Regions from separate parts of the Homo sapiens genome. Here region 2 is linked to region 1. A link is a contact called in ENCODE Hi-C or POLR2A ChIA-PET data. All regions are on one chromosome and are shown on one strand. The core of a region is the stretch at or near the end of the contact, and the rest is flanking DNA. Distances in the headings are between cores, read along the strand shown.

Region 1 (7,232 bases), core at 33-2,532:
CGATGACGTTGACAGTCAATCTGGCATCCAGTGAATTTCACCTCAAGTATCTGGACCCCAAAAGTGGGCCACATAGCTTCCCTCCCCACCACCTAACTATCCTCAGCCTAAGAAGCAGCCCCTGTGAAGGAGAGGCTGTAACCCCGTTCTGCCTCAAACTCAATGGACGGCTTTGGAGAAGTCAACTATAGGCTTTTTACATAGAAAAGACGTGGGTGTGGCAATGTGATAGAGGTGGGGGTGCGAGGTAAAGGCTTGTTCTGAGGCTGCGTTTACACGGGGGGCATGATGGAGATTTCATTTAGAGTTTATGCTCATCCGGAGGAAGGGGTCGGATGGAAGTGGAAAGCCCTCCAAGCCAGCCCTTGGCACTGCCACTGTCCCTTCTGGTCCTGGACCTCAGTATCCTCACGCGTAAGACACTGAGCTGGACAGCAGTTCTGAAGTTTGGAGATTCCGGGAGAATCAGGAGAGGAAGGCCACCGGCCCACCCCGCACCCTCAAGCTCGGGGGTCTTCACAGGGACTCACACGGGACAGGGCGCGGGAGCGCTGCCCGGGACCCTAACGGCCCTGGCGCCCTCGGGGGCCCCGGAGGACAGAGGGCTGCACCCCGGCGCGGAGGGCGGAAGGAAGCGCGTGGGCGCGCGGCCCCGGGCGGCGGGGGCTACTCACGGGTCCCCGCGGTCGGGCCCACGGCCGCGGCAGTGGATGGGGTTGAGCTCGTCCTGGGGGAAGGCGTGAGCCATGTAGTTGTCGTAGCCAAAGACGAACATGCCCCGTGCCAGGTCGCGCATCTGGGCACGCAGCTGCGGAGGGAAGGCGCCGCTGTAGCGCTTCTCGTACTCGTCCGGGCCGCGGCCCCGGCCGCCCAGCACGTAGCCCCAGTTGGCTGGGCCGCACATCCCCGGCCCAGGACGCCGCGGAGCCTTGCGCGGGCTCTGCGCTGCCCCGGTCCCCGGCGGCTGCAGCCACGACGGCCCGGATACCCCCCCAGGCCGGCCCACGGGCCCCGAGGTGGGCGACGCGGGGCCGTCGGGGCTCCTCAGACGCTGGAAGCCGAAGCTGAGCGGAAAGCGCTGGTAGAAGCCCATGCTGGGCCCCAGCCCGAAGACGAGCCACAATACTCCATGGAGGCCAAGCCGGAGGAGCACCAGCCCCAGGACGAGCGCTCGCCATTGCATGGTCGCGCGGGCGCCGCGGGCATTATTTTAAAGCGCGGGGGCCTCCCCGCCGACCACCGCACCCCGCGCTCGCCCCGTAGCCCGGCTCGCTTCCCCTTTAAGGAACTCCCCCGTGACGCACCAGGAACTAGCCCATCGTCCCCAACCCCCAGGCTCTCCGGCGGGCCGGCCAGGCCCCACGGTCGCCCGCCCAGTGGCCCGGGATTGGCCCGGCCTGGGCCCGGCCTCGCGGGGCGCGGCCCAGGACTCCCTCCCACGCAGTAGGCCGCCAGGACGTCCGCGACGCCCCGAGGCCCCGCCCCTCACCCGGGCCCCGCCCCAACTCCCAAGCCCCGCCCCCCTGGGCGGTCCGTAGCCCGATGGGCTGGCGTGGCGAGCAGGAGCCGCGCCGGCCCGCGAGGGAACTTCCAGCCAATGGGAGAGCGGCACGGCAGCGCCCGCCGGACGCTGGACACAGACGTGACCCCAGACCGCCTGGCCTTGGGTGGATCGGGTCTCTGGGCAGAGCGTGTGTCCGGCAGAGCTAGGACCGGAAAAAGCCACTCTAGGTCTAGGTTAGGAGTGATGACAGTTAAAAGATATATAAGGAAAAGAAGGAAAGGATCGTTTCTGTATAAAACGAGCTATTTTTGCATATCGAGCGCATAAGTTTTATAACTTAGGTGTCTGTTTATGGAGAGGGTGGGATACTACCTTTTAGCTCAAGGAGTGCACAAAACGGTATCATGAATTCTGCTCTTTTGATTCAAACACCCAACTTTGAAGAATCGCTCATGGTGCTTGTAAAACACGTATCCCCAGATCCCTCCCTAGACCTATCGAACAACTCCAACGGTCTCGGGAATGTGCGTGTAAGTACTCTTGGACAGTTCTTAGAAACTGGAAGTTTCAGGAAATACAAAGTTATGTTATATTGCTTTTGTCTCGGAAATAGGATTTTTTTAAAAGGGGGGGGCGGGTTGGGGGTGGGAATGAAGGCTCCCACCACCACCAAATTATTTACCAGATATATCTAAACATGTCTTCTCCTGTCCCTCCCATCCTACCATCTCTCCTGTGCACCCGCAATTAGTGACCTAACCTTTGAGGTGTGGGGTAGATTCCCAGTTAAATAACTTTACCCCTCTGTATCTACTTCCTATAATTAAGAAGATTGCAAATGTTAGCTCTAAAGGGCTATGGCTTTCACATAAAGATTCAATGGTTTAGGCGCTTATTTATTTTGCTTGCTGCATTTGGAGTTGGCTGTAAGTTTTGCCCTCCCTAAGTTTAGACCCTATGCCTGTTTCATCAGGGTTTCTGAAAAGCTTGGGAAGCAAGACCTGACTAGACCCCCAAATCTGATATTGGCTGAATGGCCGACCAATGGAGTGCATAAGAAGGTAAGTTGTCATGTGGCACTCTCATCACATTTTCAGGGTAGAGGACTTTCTGAAATACAGAGGAGGTGTAAGGGGAACTAAGAAAACACTTGATTACAGCACATGGTAGCTGGCACATAGGAAGGTCCTTACTGTTGGCTGAGCCTTGTTCTTTCCCAACATTGAGACATCGAGAGCAGCCCAAGCAGCAAAAAGATTACGAAGACAGCTTGAGCCAGGGTCTTTAGACTACACAGCTTCTGCTTTTTCCCCTCTGTGAAGGATGCCTAGGGACTGTGCTGGCAGCCCAGCTCCAGCCCTTGATCCTGAACTTCTGCCTTCCTGGAACTTGCAAACTGAATGTGAATATTCAGTTGCATGTTGCATGTTTCCTTCCGGGGCTACTTTATTGCAAATTTTAACTTAAATTTGACCTGGTTAACTGCAGGCCACATTGAGGACAGCTTCTGTCTTGATGTTAGAGAAAAACTCTTATAAAAATAAATCTTTTAATAACCAGAGAAAACCATCCAACTCCTGAAAGATGCTTTTCATAGTAAAACTGATGGTTTTCAAAACACTTTGACATGTGTGCTTATTTAATCTTCATAGAAAACTGTAAAGCTTATTCCACAAGCCATAATGGAAGAAATCAGGTTGGGGGCTCAATTCTCAGAGCCTGTTGGCTCTAGGCAGAAAGGGAGTTACTACACTTTAGGGCAATTTGCACTTCAAATAGCTGGCCCTTGAGCAGACAGGTCCCTCTGCTCTTTCCAAGCCACCCAAAAGCAATAGTTTTGACATTAGTGCCCTGCAAGGCATAGCCTAGGCATTAGGGTCTAGGTTCAGAAAGTGTTTCCTTCTGGAATGAAACTGAAATGAAAGAAATGGGTTATTTTGTGCTAGTCCTTTCGATTAGGACTCTCCTTAAGCTAAATGTACTGATAAGATTGGGACAACACCCATACCCAATCAGAAAACTCCAGTCTTGAAAATCAACTCTTTAAGATAAACAGTTTGATTTGTGACAGGTTTTCCGGTAATCTCACAAGCGCATCAGGGACTGATAAAAAAGGAAAGGAGGCACTTTTTCAGTGTAAAAATGGCTTTACTCTGGGGAATGCAAAGAGATGACAACTAAGAACTCACATTCAGAAGTCAGGTGTTCAAATCGTAGCTCTGCCCTAAGAGTGACCTTGGGAAGTTACTTTTCTAGGACTTGTTTCCTCATCCATAAAATGGGTGAGTGATGAGGACAATGTTTATCACAGTTGTGATTACATCATATATATATATAAAGTACTTACAACCGTGCTACATAGTGAGACCTATTAATACTTTTCAACTCTGAAACTTTTAAAACTAGCACCCGGCTGGGCGTGGTGGCTCACACCTGTAATCCCAGAACTTTGGGAGGCCAAGGCAGGCAGATCACTTAAGGTCCGGAGTTCAAGACCAACCTGGCCAAAATGATGAAACCCCATCTCTACTAAAAATACAACTACCCGGGCGTGGTGGTGGGCGTCTGTAATCCCAGATACTCAGGAGGCTGAGGCACGAGAATCACTTGAATCCAGGAGGCAGAGGTTGCAGTGAGCTGAGATAGCGCCACCACACTCCATTCTGGGCAAGAGAGTGAGACTGCGTCTCAAAAAAAAAAAAGTATTTCAAAAGCAGAGGTTTTGCAAAGCTGAAGGCCTAAAAAAAAGTATATAATTACAGTTCAAACTTATTTGATGGGCACAAATCCAAGTTTGTCAACATGCTCTGTTAGCAAGATACAGGATACTCGAGAGGCTGAGGCAGGAAGATCCCCTGAGCCAGTAGTTTGAAGCTGCGTTTCCTATGATCGTGGCTGTAAATAGCCAATGCAATTACCTGGGTAACAGTGAGACTTCATCTCTTTTTTAAAAAGGCATAGGGGACTGGGACTGGTAAAAACAAAAACTAGTACTTCCCGTGTGAAGGGTCATTTGGCAATTCCTAGTGTCAGAAAAAAATTACAACAAATTTACTTACAGATCTAACTGGCGTTTATTCATAACTTATGAATGGGGCAGCCTCCATTCTACAAAACAGAATGAAAGCTCCCAATGAGAAACAGCAGAATAGTGGGTTTTGTAAGATGAGAGCAAGGAAACAAAACAATGAAAAATAACTGATTGGTTAACATCGGGTTACTTTTTTTTTAAGGGTTAAAGAAGAAGGGACTTCCTTATTATTCTGATTCAGACAGACTGGGATTTTCTGTTTTCAGGAAAAACTGGTCTGTAAAGTTTCCATGTAACTGTGTGGCACTTAATATATGTAACTACTTTGGTCTGCTAGGACCTAGTGCAGAAACTCAGTCCACAAACAATGACCCCCCATAATTTTGGTTTAACGTTAGCACAAGTCGCCAGGCGCGGTGGCTCACGCCGGTAATCCCAGCACTTTGGGAGGCTGAGGCGGGTGGATCACTTGAGGTCAGAGTTCAAGACTAGCCTGGCCAACATGGTGAAACCCCATCTGCACTAAAACTACAAAAATCAGCTTGGCATAGTGGCACATGCCCGTAGTCCCAGCTACTTGGGAGGCTGAGGTAGGAGAATTGCTTGAACCCAGGAGGCGGACGTTGCAGTGAGTCGAGATTGCGCCACTGAACTCCAGCCTGATGACAGAGCAAGACTATCTCAAAAAGGAAGAAAAGATAGTGAGATTCCCTTCTAGCAGTTCTAACACCAAACCACTGAAACAAATATATGAACTATACATCAAAAATATTCATCATGCACATGCCCATACCATGCTCTAGCCTTTAGGTTACTGATGCTTCCAGAGAATATAGGAATTCTATAAATCCTTAACCCTTCTTTGAATGAGGGCTAGCGCTTATAAATTAGCTAATAGTATGACAAATAAGAGCAATTTGAATTTTTCTTACAGAATAAAATATACAAATGGAAGAGTTATCTAATTCACCTATTGGGTAGTAGATAGAAATGGTGAATTCTCTTAAGCCACAGAAACAAGCTAGCACATTGTGTGATACACATTGTACAACACTGAGGGTAAGTCACAATTGTAGATAAGAATTGGTTAAGGGAGATGCTATAATTAGCAAGTGGTTAATGTTCTACTTCCCAAGTCCAAAAGGGGATACAATGGTTTTGTTGGTCCTCCAGCCCCTTTACTTTTAAGAGTAGTATTTTCTAACCATTCCAGGTTTCTCCAAAGCTCTGGATAAATTCTAGCAGAACCTAGCTGGCCGGGCATGGTGGCTCATACCTGTAATCCCAGCACTCTGGGAAGCTGAGGTGGGCGGATCACAAGGTCAGGAGATCGAGACCATGGTGAAACCCCGTCCCTACTAAAAATATTAAAAAATTAGCCAGGCGTGGCGGCGGGCGCCTACAGTCCCAGCTACTCGGGAGGCTGAGGCAGGAGAATGGCGGGAACCCGAGAGGCGGAGCTTGCAGTGAGCTGAGATGGCGCCACTGCACTCCAGCCTGGGCAACAGAGTGAGACTCCATCTCAAAACAAACAAACAAAAAAACCCCCAAAAACCCAGCAACACAGCAGTTATAAAGGATTAAACCTTAGCTCTAAACCACCTACCCTCAAATTGGTAGTAGGTATATACACTTTTCTGGAGTGCATACCAAACATTTTCTGCAGTCTGGGGAAAATGTTCTAAAATTTGTAAATGCCTTTCAAAATATAAGCCGGTATATTTACAGAATTTCCTTCAAACAAAATAAATTTACTGTATCATTCTGTAAAATGTCTGCAATCTCCAGCTTTTGTGCTAAAATTTAAAGTTGTAACATGTAAATATTTCTGTATTTTTGAATTACCTTCTATTGAAGGAACATGTAATATTAACATATTCACTAGGCCAAATCGGTGTTTTTGTATCTCTTTTTAACCACCAAGCAAATTTCTAGGCTGCTAGAATCAGCCTGTCAGTGGCAGAAGTTATGGTTAGAAATCCTCTCCTGTTCATTTTATAGATGGGAAAACTTAAGGAGCCATGAGGGGGTTCTGCAACTCACCAGTCACACAGTCAGTTAATGGCCAAGGAAAGAACCCATTCTCCCAAATGCCAACCCAGTACTCTCCACAGAATTAAGCTATATTAGCATCGTAAGCTAACAACTCTTTTCCTACATCCCTACTGTAAGCCCCAGTAAAATGAAGCTAAAGTATCTTTTCCCCCTCCTGATTATTGGGAAATCTGCATTACCTAAATGCCAGATGCCTTGGGATTTCAAAATAGAATTATCTTACTGAAGAGAGGGCTGGTTAATAGAATGGAATAATAAATGACTACTGCTGTGGCTTAGATTTTTAAGAGAGTCCTATTGCAGTCTGTCTACCATGACAATGACCTGCTTTGGTTTCCCTAAGAACACCCAAGAGGAGCAATGACAAAAGTACACATTTTTATTAATAGCTGAATTTTAAACAGCCAATGTGTGGAGGTTATTTACTAACCAACAGGAAACACCTGCAGCAGGCTGCATACTTATAGAGCAGCAAACTTAAGGGAAGTCTGTAAGGCTTTACTGTCTTCCTTTTCAAGTCTCTTCACTGCTATGCACAGTTGAGGGCATAACCTTAAAAGTCTGTAACATAACAAAAACATTTTAAACATCAAACATCGTGCTTTCCCCACTGTGGCACATTTTTAGAGTAAAGCATTTGGC
Region 2 (7,126 bases), core at 3,903-6,402, 7.4 Mb before region 1:
ATGCTGAAAACCTGCTTGCCTTCTGGGAGTCTGGAATTTTGGTTCATGCTAGGCAGAGGGTGCCTATGTGACCAGCTTGGGCACTGAATCCCTAATGGGCTTCCCTGGACACATGTTGCTGCATTTTCATTGCTGTGTGGCCCTCTCAGGGAGGGACAGATGTAGGAAGCCTGCACCCAGGCTCCTCCAGACCCCCCATGTCTTCTGCCATCATGATCTGGCTGTGACCCCTTACTAGATATGGTAATAATCTCAGCCTTGAATACAGCTGTATACTGGGACCCACTTGTCCTAGTTCTAGACAGTCTCTGGATTTGGGGTGGTCTTGGAGATCCCAAACACAAAAGTAGAGTATACATCTAAGCAGTTTGAGAATTATTTTTGAGAAATGCTACTCAAGACTGCAATATTTCAATTGTCCTCAGACATGGTAATCTTTGAAGGTATAATAATTTAAAAAAAAAAGTCAGTGCCAAGAGCCAAGTCTGAATGACAAAGAGGTATCAGGATTAGTAAACTCATAAATACTGAAAGAGGACAGGTTCAAAGTGGCAACATAAGCAGTTAAACAAAAGTGATATCGAATAAATACTGTATAGTTTCTTTCCTTTTCTCGGGTAGAGACAGGATCTTGCTATGTTGCCCAGGCTGGTCTCAAACTCCAGGGCTCAAGTGATCTTCCTACCTCAGCCTCCCCAAGTGCTGGGATTATAGGAATGAGCCACTGCACCAGCCAATACTGTATTGTTTCTTTTGAAGCAATTAGAACAGAAAATTTCCTGAAAGAACCAGGGTGGAAGACTACCACAGGCCCTCTACCAGATACTATTTGTTAACAAGGCAGACAAGAAGAAAGACTTTTTTAGGTAGTGGTCTCCTGCAAGGATGCCTTTTATAATTCTACCTCCGCCTTCCATACGTCCTATCCAGAAAACTTGCCTTCCAAACTGCACTAATTATCTCTTCCACTAAAATACAAATATTTAACTGCCAACCAGAGCTTCTAGTTAATTTTGCCATTTATAAGCTGGTGACTTCATAAAAGCCACTTCACTTCTGTAAGTGACTGAGCTGAGATTTAAACAGATTCAAAAATAATTTCTAGACCACCATCACTGCCTTCAAGAAAGGAAAGTATGAAATGAGAGTTATGTAAGAGGTGAAGTCAGCCCAGTCCTATTTTTGTAGCATATGTCACCATTTCCACTCCCCAGTGACAAGCACAAAGCCACCTAGAGCACATCCTGCTTGTCCTTTGGGGCATCTCTGTCATGTGCTTATAGTCACTCCTCTCCATCTATGTTATACTGATCTTACTCCAAGCCTCTTTCATGTTGCGCTTTGTAATGAATTTCCAACTGCTCAACCTTTCTGATGGACAAACCGCCCCTCATATCTTCCAAGAGAGACGACTGAGACATGAACTGGAGGAGGGGAGAGACGACTAGGTGGGTGAAGTGCATAGCTGGAGACTCAGAGCAGGTAGGTTCTTTCTGGGGGACACTCCAAAGGGGTGTTACCCTGGGTAAACCCAAAAGACTGTTTCAGACAGTATGGCTATTATACACTGCAGAGCATATCAGGTTCACTGCTGGCCACAGAACCACCAGCAGCTCCAGCAGCAGCAGTGCTAAGCAAAACAATCAATCTGGTTTCTTACAGGCCCTTGAATGTTGCCTGTTTAGCAAAACGCTTTTGCAAATCACTTCCAAGTATACAGGTAATTTGCATCCTCAGTGTCTTTTTTTTTTTTTTTTTTTACATTTTCCTACATATTTTCACAGGCTAAAATTTTACGGCTATACTCCTTGTGACAGCAGATCCACTGAGGGGGAAGGAAGCAAATGGTAGGCACTGTGGCAGGCTTGCAATAAATGTACTGATTAGAGGCGGGAATGAAATGAAGTACAGTGTGGTGGTGAAGACACTGAAGTCAGACTGCTTGCTATGTGAGCTTAAGCAAGTTATTTAAGTCACTGAGCCTCAGTTTCCCCATCTGTAATGTGATTATAATAACTGCACTTACTTCATAGACTGCTATGATAGACTACTGGGACATTTAACTGAGAAAATGCATGTAAGTGCTCATCCTAATACAAAATAAATGGTTTGTTGCTATTATTTAATTTTTAAACAGCCCTGCCGGTTAGGCATTACCATCCTCATTTCACAGATGAGGCAGTTGTTGCACAGGTGGTACCAGGATTAGAATCCAGAACTGCCCAACCCTGGGGCTCAAACTCTTCCTACCACCTGCCAGCTGAAAAGATCCCCCATGTTTTGTGACTTTCAAAGAATCAAAAGCCCCCTAGGTTTGACTATCTTAGGACAATGAAATCCTGTGTCTTCTAATAGTGATTATGAGATGCAGGGAAGCTCTATCACAAGAGGAGAAGGTGAAATAAACTGGTTACTAAGCTATAATAAGGGCCTCCCCCAGGGCTCCGAAAACAGACTGGAAGACAGGGAGATGGTTGTGGGGGAGGGGAATCAGCAAAAAGGCACAGATTGAGATTCTGGATAGAGCGGCATGTCAAGGAATCAGAAGAGCTGACTGACAGCATAACTGTACGAGCAGTCATTTTTACCACTCCAGGCAATAAAAACATGGAGTGTCTTTGTCATTAGGTTTGAGACTCCTAGCATTTGATAAGCAACTCTTGGAGATACATAATATCTAACAGATTGGAAGCAAAACTGACATTATTCTGCTGTCATTCAAAATAAACATGTACATCACATCCCACAGTCAGGAAAACAAACCTAAAACTTTGTGACCTGAGATTAAAAAAAACAAAAAAACAAACAAAACCCACAAAAAACCGCACACGCTGCTTAGATCTGGTCCCCAAAATAAATCATACCTTGAACATTTCCTATAAATTATCAATGTCTAGAGACAAGGCTTTTGTTAATGAGATAATAAAGTGAGAAAAGCTTTTGGTAGATAAGCTGGTAGAAAAGTTGATGGTAGATAAACACACTAATGTAAACTTGGTACTCTTGGTCATATTGGTTTTTTCCCACTTAAAACACCTGTTATGTTTTTTATTTGGCAAGGCAGTCATCGGGAGCCCTGACTCCTTTACACCCTTTTGTGAGTAAACTTCTTTGCAGTTTTACATATCCTTGTATGAGTTTCCTTTCATGGGAACACATTAAAAGCTTTGATAAGTCCTGCAATAAATAAATTTTAATTTAGCATTTCAAAACTTATCTGGAGGCCCTACAGTCTATGAGGGCATGAACTTTGATTTCACACCTCTGTCACTTGGAAGCTAAATGACCTTAGGCAAGTCGCTTCAATGCTGAGGCTCAGTTTTACGATCTGTGGAAGAGCGCTGGTTGCTGGATTATACACTACAGTACCTAAGAGCCGCAGCACATTGTAAGTCCCCAACAAACATGACTAAACACTTAAACAGAAGTGATCCCTTCTCAACATTCCAACCCAATCTTCATTTATATGGAGCAACATCCTACAGAACACCCCTGTTTGGGAAACAGAATTAAAGCTTTCAAGTCAAGCTATCTCCAGGTATACAAGGAAAAAACCAAGATGATCCTGATTTAGGTCCTTGTGCCTCTACTAAGGTGTAAAATTTTAGGCAAATTTCAAGTCTTTCTGAGCATAAGATTCCTTATTTGTAAAATAAGATACTACAGAGTTGAGATTCAATTATAAAGCATTATTACATAAATGTGTACTGTTTTGTGGACACTTCTTAGATGAGGTACGGGAATAAATGGTAGAATTAAACCATAGAGCGAGGGGAGGAATACAGAGGTTTTTCTAGGAGGCTACAAGCTGCTTTACAGTGCACAATGACCTAGGAATACTTCCTCCAGCAGGAGAAACTTTATACAAATAAAAATACGTAAACACACACAAACCCGTCTTCACAAAACACCTTCTAGTACAAATAACCTAGTAAAAGTCTTTTTATAGACACTAGGTGCAAATTTCTGACAACAGCTTAACATAAGCCACCTGGGCCTTGGATAAATTGAACAGTAAATGTACACTAATGCTAACAGAAAACTTACTACACAGTCACGTCTCAACTATTCATACCAATGAAGAGAAGTAACAACATAGAAAATAAACTGTTTATTACACAAACTCTATAACTGTTTTTAAGCAATGTTTCCCATAAAAATTATTAAATGAAATTTGCATTTTCCAAGCATACAATTCAATTTGCGTTTTCCAAACATACAATTCAATAGGACTAGACTCCATTACCAGTAAGCCACAAGCTGACCAAGCAATGAGGGTGTTACACAACCACACTATTCTATTTCATAGGAGCAGTCGTAGTGTAGCTATCTGGCTATTTTCTACAATAAACCATCCATTACCGTCGCATTTCTCCTCGTAAATGGCTCTCTCAGTAAGATAAATGAGTGTCAACGTCTTTCGGTCTCAGTTTCCTGCACTGTAAAATGGTAATAATAACTACTAAGTTGTCTTACTGTGAAGTCTGATGATAATGAATATAAAGGACTTGGAAATATGCAGGGCGCTTCGCCGATATTCACAATATGCTACCTGTCGTTATTTTCCACACAACAACTTTTACTTGTTAACTCTCTGCAAGTTTAGATTGCATCTGGATTCTCCAAACTTTGAGGCCCTCATAATCGATTAACAAATTACTCCTATGTGGTATCCCCATTTGTAACCGTCCTCTCGGCGTCCCTTTACTCAACTTCAAATCTTTTCCAGTTAAAGCGTAAGCCCCAGAGCCTTCCCGACAGCGCCCCGGCATCCTGCACGGCCCTGGCTAGGACGTCCTTCCTCCCAGCCCACAGGGGCCACGCTTCAAACTCGGGGCGTAGCCCCCCGCGCTGGCCTCGCCCAGCGTCTCGGCCACGCATCCCCCGGATCCCCGGCTGTGGCGGCAGCGCTCGCTCTGCCTCGCAAAGCCCCGCCGCGAACAGCCGAGTAACTTTCCGAGTCCCGCTCTAGCCTCAGGTTCCCGGACCACAGCACTGGCGCGCACCGGCCCCCCTGCGGCCTGGGGGAGCGGCCCGAAGCTCCTGGCTCCAGCGCACTGACCTGCAAGTGATCTGCTTGGTGCTCATGGTGGCTGGGCTGAGGGACCGTCGTCGTGCCGCCGCCTCTCGCAGCCGCTGCCGCCTCGGCCTTGGCCCTGGCCCGGCCCATCCCGCGTAGCCGCGTCACGCCGGCGCACGCCGGCGCACGCCGCCCCTCCGGTGTGGCACCTTTGTAGCGCCGGCGGGTAACCTAGCCGTCGTCACAATTGGTTCCGCACCGGGGATCGGGCCGGCTGTCCCGGCATCCCTGCTCTCGGTGTCCCGCACTTCCAAGCCTCCGGGGCGGAGCCTGGCTGGCATCTTAGTCCTGCCAGTCTTATCCCGATGCCTACTGTTAGTGCCTGCGATTCTGCCCCGATCGCCAAGAGTATTCCTTAGGGATCTCCCGCCTCCTTCGAGGCACTTCACCACTCCTGGGGAAACTCCAGCCTCTCCTCTTAATCCCGGATGCCCCTATCCATTCATACTCGCACTCACTGGGCACCCTTCTCAGGCCCTGCCTCAACTGTTCCCGCCGGACCTCGCCTCCCACTTAAGGAAATTCCTTAGCTCTCTCCCAACTGCTCTTTCCCCAAATCTCTACTTCCACAAGTTTTAGTCTTCATTTTCTTTCCTGCCAGTCTTGTGCTGCTCGTCTTCCATTTCCTATGGTGGAAACCCCAAAAGTTATTTTTGACACTTCCCTCTAGCTCTCTATACCCTGCAGATTCTGCTCCCACACCTCTGTCCAATGCGTCCTCTTCTGCCCCCTTTCCACCGTCCCTTCTACCTAGCACCATGCGATACCTTTTTTTTTAATTATTATTATTTTATTTTTTATTTTTTTGAGACGGAGTTTCTCTCTTGTTGCCCAGGCTGGAGTGCAGTGGGGCGATCTCGGCTCACTGCAACCTCCGCCTCCCGGGTTCAAGCGATTCTCCTGCCTCTCAGCCTTCCACGTAGCTGGAATTACAGGCGTGCACGCCTGGCCAGCCATGCGATAGCCTTTTAACTGGTCTTCTGGCTTCCGTTCCTGGTAAAAATCTATTTTTAAAACATAAATCGGATCATGTCATTCACCTTTTAATCTTACAATGGTTTCTCATTGCTTAAAAACTCGAGATACATAACATGCACAATATAAGTGCACCAAACACATTCTATGAATTTTTGCACATGCATACACTCATGAAACTACCACCCAGATCAAAATAAAGAATTTTTTGTTTTGTTTTGAGGCAGGGTCTTGCTCTGTCGCCCAGGCTGGAGTGCAGTGGCGCCATCATAGTTCAAGCAGTCCTCTGCCTTAACCTCCCCAGCAGCTGGGAATACAGGTGCGCGACACCATGCTCGACTAAACTTCAAAATGCTGGAGTAAGGAGAGGTTGAGCCGGAAGGATCCTTTGAGCATAGTTCACTGCAGTCGAGGCTGCAGGGGGTGGGTGGGGGCTGGATATTATCGACACCCCAGAAGGGCTTCCTTATGGTCCTTCCCAGGCAATACTTTACAAAGGTCATTGCTTGGGTTCATCTCTATCACTATAAATTAGTTTAACTGTTCTTGACTTTCATATAAATAATAATTCAGTACCTACGCTTTTGTCTGCCTTCTTTTGACCAACATTTTATCTGTGAGATCTTTCCATGTTATGTATGTATAGCTGTATGTTCTTTTTTTACTTTGCTATAAAAATATTGAGTCTTCCAATGAATGAGCATGGTATATACTTCCAATTATTTAGAACTTTTGAAATTTTTCTCAGGAATTTGGAAGTATACTGGAAATTTTGTTTTCAGTGTCTTGAATATTGCATTTTAACTCATAACACATTTGATCCATGCAATTCATGCTCATAAAAATTACACGTCTTTTTTTTTTTTTTTTTTGAGACGGAGTCTTGCTCTGTCACCCAGGCTGGAGTGCAGTGGCATGCTCTTGGCTCACTGCAACCTCCACCTCCCGTGTTCAAGCGATTCTCCTGTCTCAGCCTCCGGAGTAGCTGGGATTATACAGGCGCACGCTGCCACGCCCAGCTGATTTTTTGTGTTTTAGTAGCGACGGGGTTTCACCCTGTTGCCCAGGCTG

The links. A loop is a pair of places that touch in the nucleus more often than their neighbours do. ChIA-PET counts read pairs that join two places held with the same protein, here RNA polymerase II (POLR2A). Pooled maps may share reads with other maps.
Region 2: a map of CD4-positive, alpha-beta memory T cell shows a loop between it and region 1 (13-fold over the local background). The contact joins the promoter of MKRN2 here to the promoter of EDEM1 in region 1. A Hi-C loop is called at or near these places in 1 of 168 maps with a recorded cell type or tissue (CD4-positive, alpha-beta memory T cell) and 6 of 50 pooled maps. POLR2A ChIA-PET finds 5 or more read pairs at or near these places in 1 of 52 experiments (GM10248).

The regions. Positions count from the first base shown.
Region 1 is chr3:5,181,757-5,188,988 of GRCh38, reverse strand. EDEM1 (ER degradation enhancing alpha-mannosidase like protein 1) reads right to left here and starts at 1,282. Exons shown (of 12, transcript NM_014674.3): 1 at 675-1,282. The coding sequence starts at 1,183. RefSeq lists enhancers at 294-343, 2,765-2,824, 6,847-6,896 and silencers at 494-783, 834-1,003, 1,244-1,653.
Region 2 is chr3:12,555,113-12,562,238 of GRCh38, reverse strand. MKRN2 (makorin ring finger protein 2) reads right to left here and starts at 5,152. Exons shown (of 8, transcript NM_014160.5): 1 at 5,063-5,152. The coding sequence starts at 5,088. It also overlaps a transcript of MKRN2OS not described here. RefSeq lists enhancers at 1,018-1,107, 4,433-4,492, 4,402-4,925, 5,313-5,372, 5,423-5,532 and 1 more and a silencer at 5,053-5,142.